Linked DNA regions of Mus musculus: region 1 is linked to region 2. The links are chromatin loops, found by intact Hi-C in ENCODE. Cell type or tissue: left cerebral cortex. All regions are shown on one strand. Links, peaks and the distances in the headings refer to the core of each region. The heading gives the core; the rest is flanking DNA. Region 1 overlaps Adam22 (a disintegrin and metallopeptidase domain 22). Region 2 overlaps Adam22 (a disintegrin and metallopeptidase domain 22).

Region 1 (2,917 bases), core at 293-2,792, 85 kb after region 2:
CTGTCCCCTTTATCAAGACAAGGCCTCACTGTGTAGCTCACAGTAACCTGGACCTCTCACCATGTGGCCCAAGTGGATCTCAATTTAGGAGTGGTTAAGAGTCTACTACTTCTGCTTCCCAAGTGATGGGATTACAAGCATGAGCTAATACACTTGGCTCTTAGGAAAAAAAATTATTTTTTTTTAAATTTTTGAAACTGAGGCTCATGTGACCCTGGCTGGCCTTGAACTCAGTATGTGACTGAGGTTGGTATTAAATGTCTACTCTGGTTACCTTCATCTTCCCAGTGCTGGCATTGCAGACATGCATCAGTCCCTCTATCATTACATGTGAGTGTGAGTGTGTGTGTGTGTGTGTGTGTGTACCAAATAGAATGATTCTATAAGAATGAGCTGTAGACTTTCGAAATGACAAATGTAAAGTAGGTTTAATCTATGACCATTTAATAAATAAATAACTGAATTGAACTTCATGGTAGGTGGCAGAGGGGTTGAATTCTAGTATCTTTTTATTCAGAAACACTCTTACTGGCAAATAGGGCTGGTCCTGGAAGCCTTGTCCTTTGGGTCCTGCGGGCTTGACCTGACACTCATTTTTAAAACATTGTTGTTTGAACGGATGAATCGAGCCCAAAGGAACACTCAGTTTTCTCGGCCACAGGTGCAAGAACCATGCTATTTTCCAAAGGTATTTTAAAATCCTGAATTAAAGTATAGCTGGACTAAACAGTTTTGGTGAATTAGAATCTTGGGACACTGATTCTTTTTGACTCATAATTCACTATATAGTAGTGTCCTGTAGGAAAAGTGAACTTTAGTTGACTTTCTAATAACTCAGGCTTCAAACTAAGTCTTGGTTTGGGGGTAAGTATGAGTCCAGTTATTTATTGCTAGTTGCTTGGGAGAGTTAATGGCTTTTTCTAACTAATATAATCCCATTGTGCTCCCACAGAGAGGCTACTGTTAGCATGTTTTCTCCAGTAAATGAAACACTTGTTCTCAATGGTATGGTATGATGGTTAGGGCAGCTATGGTGGCATACCCCTTTAATCCCAGCAGGTAGAGGTGGCTCTCTGTGATTTTAGGCCAGCCTGGTCTACATAGTGGGTTCCAGATCATCGAGGGCTACATAGAAAGACCTTGCCAGGGAAACAAAAAGACTATTTTCTTGTTTTACATTCCCCCAAATTATGTATTTTACAAGTTAATACTTATTATAATGCTGATGTTACTACTACAGGGTTCCTATTGTCTTAATATTGACCTAAGATACATGATGACCTGACACTAATACTAATAACTGGACTGAGGAATAATGAACGAACTCACTATAGTTGGAGTAGTGCAAGTACGTGCTATGTACTGGATACTAGTGGGCAGGTTTTGCACATGCATTAAGTAGTCTTTTCTTTGTTATCTTCAGTTTGCATGTGAAGAAACTGACACAGAGTTGAACACACTGGCCTAAGAATTTGGAGTCAAGAAGCCTGGTGGTAGGATTTGTGTTTTTATCCACCAGAGTCCAGAGCTTTCTGGAAACAATAATAGTGGAGGAATTAAAATGTAATTTTTCTGACTCTAGTATTTCAATAACATCTCCTTTGACAGTTGTATTTAGTAAGTTGTAATGTGGAGATGTAATTGGCTCAGATGAGTCTCAATTATTCTCTAAAAAAGTTTCCATTCTTCCAAAGAATTCCACATGCCTGCAAAGGATGCCCTATATTCTCAACCATTTGTTTGTGTGTCTATTTTTAGCCCCGCTTTGTTCTCTATAGAAGTTCAATGGTGCATTGTTCATTACAGGGGAGCGTAGTGATTTCCAAGCCATTGTGTCTGAAATATGTTGCTGCTGTGCACACGGCAGACACATGCTCCATTCTCCGGCCCATCTTAGGCCTACATATACATTTATCTGCATCTGGAGAAAATGTGAAATTTTATGAGCAAGAGTAATGAAGCTGAAACATATCATCATCTTGCCAGAAACTTGAAGAGATTTGATTACATCCTTGCCAAAGTGCTTTAAAATGCCCACCCTCCTTCCCCACCCTCTCCCTTCTTCTCAACACACAAAGGAGCCGCACAAATCTAATAAAGGGATGGAGAAAATGTTTGGTCCTCCCTCACACACATTAGCTCTTCAGGTCAGTGAGCTCACTGTACAATTTGTCTACTACCAAGCATCTGTGTATTTCCCATCTCCTCTGTGGGCTTGATGGGGTGCACACTTCCTCTCTGGAAGGCTTGTGCAAGCATATGCTCCTCGACCATACTGTAATCAGCATGGTTCAGGAAGGTCTCCGGTTTCATGACTTGATTCTCCTTGAGTTATAGAAAAAAGAATTCTTTGGGGATTAAGTGAATTTCCTATTCTGATGGACTAAAGCGAGGTAGCTGTAGGACCCTCATCATGTATAATGCATCAGTTGCCTTAATGGACTTATAAAGATTACGAGTCATCTGAACTCTGTACTCTAAAGAAAATATATTGGCCCATTACCAGGTCAGGTATCGTAGTGCTGGGCGTACAGAAAATAAAGTGACAGCTGCTGGCAGCTTGAGTTCTGTCCCCAAGCTTGGCTCTCAAGCTTTAGTAGGGAGTCCCTTTTTTATTTTTTCTTTAGTGCAAAGTTTCTCTGCCCAAAGAATTATTTCGTTTGTTAATATTCAAGATCTTTTATATAGGTCTTAAAAGGCATTCTCTCTCTCTCTCTCTCTCTCTCTCTCTCTCTTTCTCTCTCTCTCTCTCTCTCTCTATATATATATATATATATATACACACACATACACACACACACACATATACATACACATATACATACAAAGTAACACCAACGAATTGTGTTTTGTACATAGGTCTAATATAGCAGCAGGAGCTTTTCTAGTTTAATTCTGAAACTAATCTTTTCATTAT
Region 2 (2,917 bases), core at 226-2,725:
GCAGACCGTGGACTATGGTACTCTTCCTTTAGCCTCCCAAGTAGCTGGAATTACAGGCCTGTTCCCCCGGGGCTGGCTAGATGACTATTTTATGAGATCATTTTTCACTTGTTTCTTGATCTTAGCCCAACACATTATTCATTCCATAGGAGGTTGGGCTGGAAAAAAAGTAACAGCATCAGAGAAACACCATCCTAGGTGAAATGAGGGCATGCAAACCTGGGAGGCGTAGGAGCCTTTGGTTAGAACCTGCAGCTCTTTGTCAGGAATGTGCACGTCATTGCCAACACGGTAGCTTCACACATTGTGAAATTATTCCGTTTCTGTGACCAAGGGCTCAGAAGGAAAAGCCGAGCAGAGAAAAACCATGAAAAACCCAATAACGTTTTTGTAACATTTTATTTGGAAAGGGCAGACAGCTACAGCAAGCATGTTGTGACTGCCCCCGAGGGGAACAGGGAGTCTTAGGAGATTTAGAATAAACAACTTTAAGAGATTTTAATAGGCAGAAAGCTAAACAGCTCTAACCCAGGGAAGAAGGGAACAGTTTACAATTGCTCCCTGGGTTGCAGAAACATTTTATTCATTATTATTTAAACCTTATGATAATTCTATTTACTGAAGGAGAAAGTGAAGCAGAGAGTTTAGGGCTTTAGGAGTGCTTAGGAACACAAGTGGGGCAATAACTGGGAATCAGGTGGACTGGTACGCTGCTTCTGCCGCAACTCAAACCTTCTGTGGAAATGCGTTTGGCTTTCTTCCTTTAAGCTTGACGGACACTACTAATCACTTTTTCAGGGCCTGGACCAGTGCGTAGAGCGCTTGCTGCGTTTGCAGAGGACCCATATTCAGTCCTCAGCACCCACATAATGGGATGTAATTCCATTGACCTCTGAGCAATACATGCATGTGTTATATTTTCATACACGCAGGCAAAACACTCATGCACACAGAATAAAAGTAAATAAAAATAACCCCACACTTTTTGAATTTTTCAAAAAAGGCAGAGTTAATGTGAGAATTAAATACGATGTTGAGAACATTTGACTTTCAAATTTGAAAATGGAGTCAGAATATAGTCTCCCCTTGGAGATAGCTGCTCTTTAAGAATACTGTCAGTGAAAAGACAACTATTTCCAGAAACTTAAACACCAACAACTTGTCACTGTTGAAGGGCAGCTGGCATTCTTTGAGTTATTTTAAATGTTCCTAAAGCAAGTTTCTAAGATTGGTGAACTTTGGGACAAACTCTTTATTATGTATGCCTCTTGGATTTGTATGGAGAGGGCCTTGTGGAGCTGGGAAGTTGCCTTTCCGGAGCCTCTAGCTCTGGAGTTGCTAGGTCTCTATGGACGGCGTGGACTTGAGACAGGCAGATACAAGGCTTGAGAATACAGAAGATTCCCATTAGGGAAATTGAGGAAGATACAGATTTAATTTTTTTTATTATTTCTTTTACATCCCAACTGTGGTTTACCTTCCCTCCTGTCCTCCCAGTCTCCACCCCCACCCCCACCATCCACTCCTCCTCCACTTCTCTTCAGAAAAGGACAGGCCTACCATGGATGTCAACCAGCCATGGCATATCAAGTTGCCGTGAGACTAGACCTCCTCTCCTATTAAGACTGGACAAGGTAATCCAGTAGAGGGAAAGGGCCCAAAGCACAGTTAGAAACAGCCCTTACTACCACTGTTAGGCGTCTCACATGAACACTAAGCTACACAACTGTAACATATATGTGGAGGGCCTAGGCAAGTTCCCTGGTTGGAGGTTCAGTCTCTGTGAGCCCCGATGAGCCCAGGTTAGATTATGCTGTTGGTTTTTCTTGTAGTCTCCTTGACCCCTCTGGCTCTTATAAGCCTTCCTTCCCATCTTCCACAGGATTCCTTCTTTGGCTGTGGGTCTCTGAATCTGTTTCCATCAGTTTCTAGGTGAAGCCTCTCTGATGACAATTGGCCTAGACACGAATCTATGAGTTTAGGAATCATTTCATTGACTTGACTTTCCTTCCCTTCCCTTCCCTTCCCTTCCCTTCCCTTCCCTTCCCTTCCCTTCCCTTCCCTTCCCTTCCCTTCCCTTCCCTTCCCTTCCCTCCCCTCCCCTCCCCTCCCCTCCCCTCCCCTCCCCTCCCCTCCCCTCCCCTCCCCTCCCCTCCCCTCCCCTCCCCTCCCCTCCATCTTCACTCTTACCTTTTGTCAGTCCTGTTTGTTTCTATCCTACTTTTGTGTGTCTATCCTCTAGGTAGTGTCAGGGCTTGGCTCCCTTGCATGGCCTGGGTCTCACTGGACCAGTCATTGGTTGTCTACTCCTACAAAAGGAAGATCTATCTTAAGGCTGGAAAGTCTTTGAGGATCTTCTTACAGTCTAGGATGCTGTCTTCTGTTTCAGGAAGGGCTTTTGTATTGCCTTCACTGAGAGGGCCCTTCCTCTGCCATAGACTGGATGATTTTATTGTGACATTTTGTGCTGTTAGTCCATTAGTTTAGATGTGCTGAGAACTCCTGTGATTGAGAAACGTGTTTAATCTAAGATGTTGAAGTTTTTGGTTATGAATTATTATTATATTTGACTGATGCATCTGTTAGCATCTTTCAGACACAGTGAAACCAGGCCTGAGTTGTGACTATAATCAGATAATGGTGATGAACCCTGTAAAGAGCACTAAACCATAAAATAAGGGAGATCTACAAAGTTCTGTTTGTCATTTTATGACATGAGTTCTTGCTGTGTATTCCAGGCTGGCTCCACACTTGAATCCTCCTGTCTCTGCTTCCTGAATGCTGGTATTACAGGTATGCATCACCACAGCCCACCTCAAGCTCTCACTTTTTAAAAGACGTCTCACTTACTCTGGTACTTGAGTTGTACAAATGTATTCAGAATTCACAACAGTAAACTGAGGGACAGTGTTTAAGT

The links. Peaks named below come from ENCODE experiments on the same cell type or tissue, not always from the same donor. Only the 100,000 strongest peaks of a DNase experiment are listed, where the experiment ranks them.
Region 1: it touches region 2 in a loop (2.7-fold over the local background); 2 of 42 quality-filtered maps call a loop at or near these places.

The regions. Positions count from the first base shown.
Region 1 is chr5:8,223,389-8,226,305 of GRCm38, reverse strand. All of the region lies in intron 4 of Adam22 (a disintegrin and metallopeptidase domain 22), which reads left to right. Among named protein-coding and RNA genes, the nearest start is that of Gm23993, 18 kb to the left of the region's middle. In left cerebral cortex, for the core only: no CTCF peak of the experiment used is centred there; a DNase peak (open chromatin) is centred at 1,807; H3K27ac peaks cover 209 bases.
Region 2 is chr5:8,308,271-8,311,187 of GRCm38, reverse strand. All of the region lies in intron 3 of Adam22 (a disintegrin and metallopeptidase domain 22), which reads left to right. Among named protein-coding and RNA genes, the nearest start is that of Adam22, 58 kb to the left of the region's middle. In left cerebral cortex, for the core only: no CTCF peak of the experiment used is centred there; DNase peaks (open chromatin) are centred at 726 and 1,212; H3K27ac peaks cover 1,052 bases.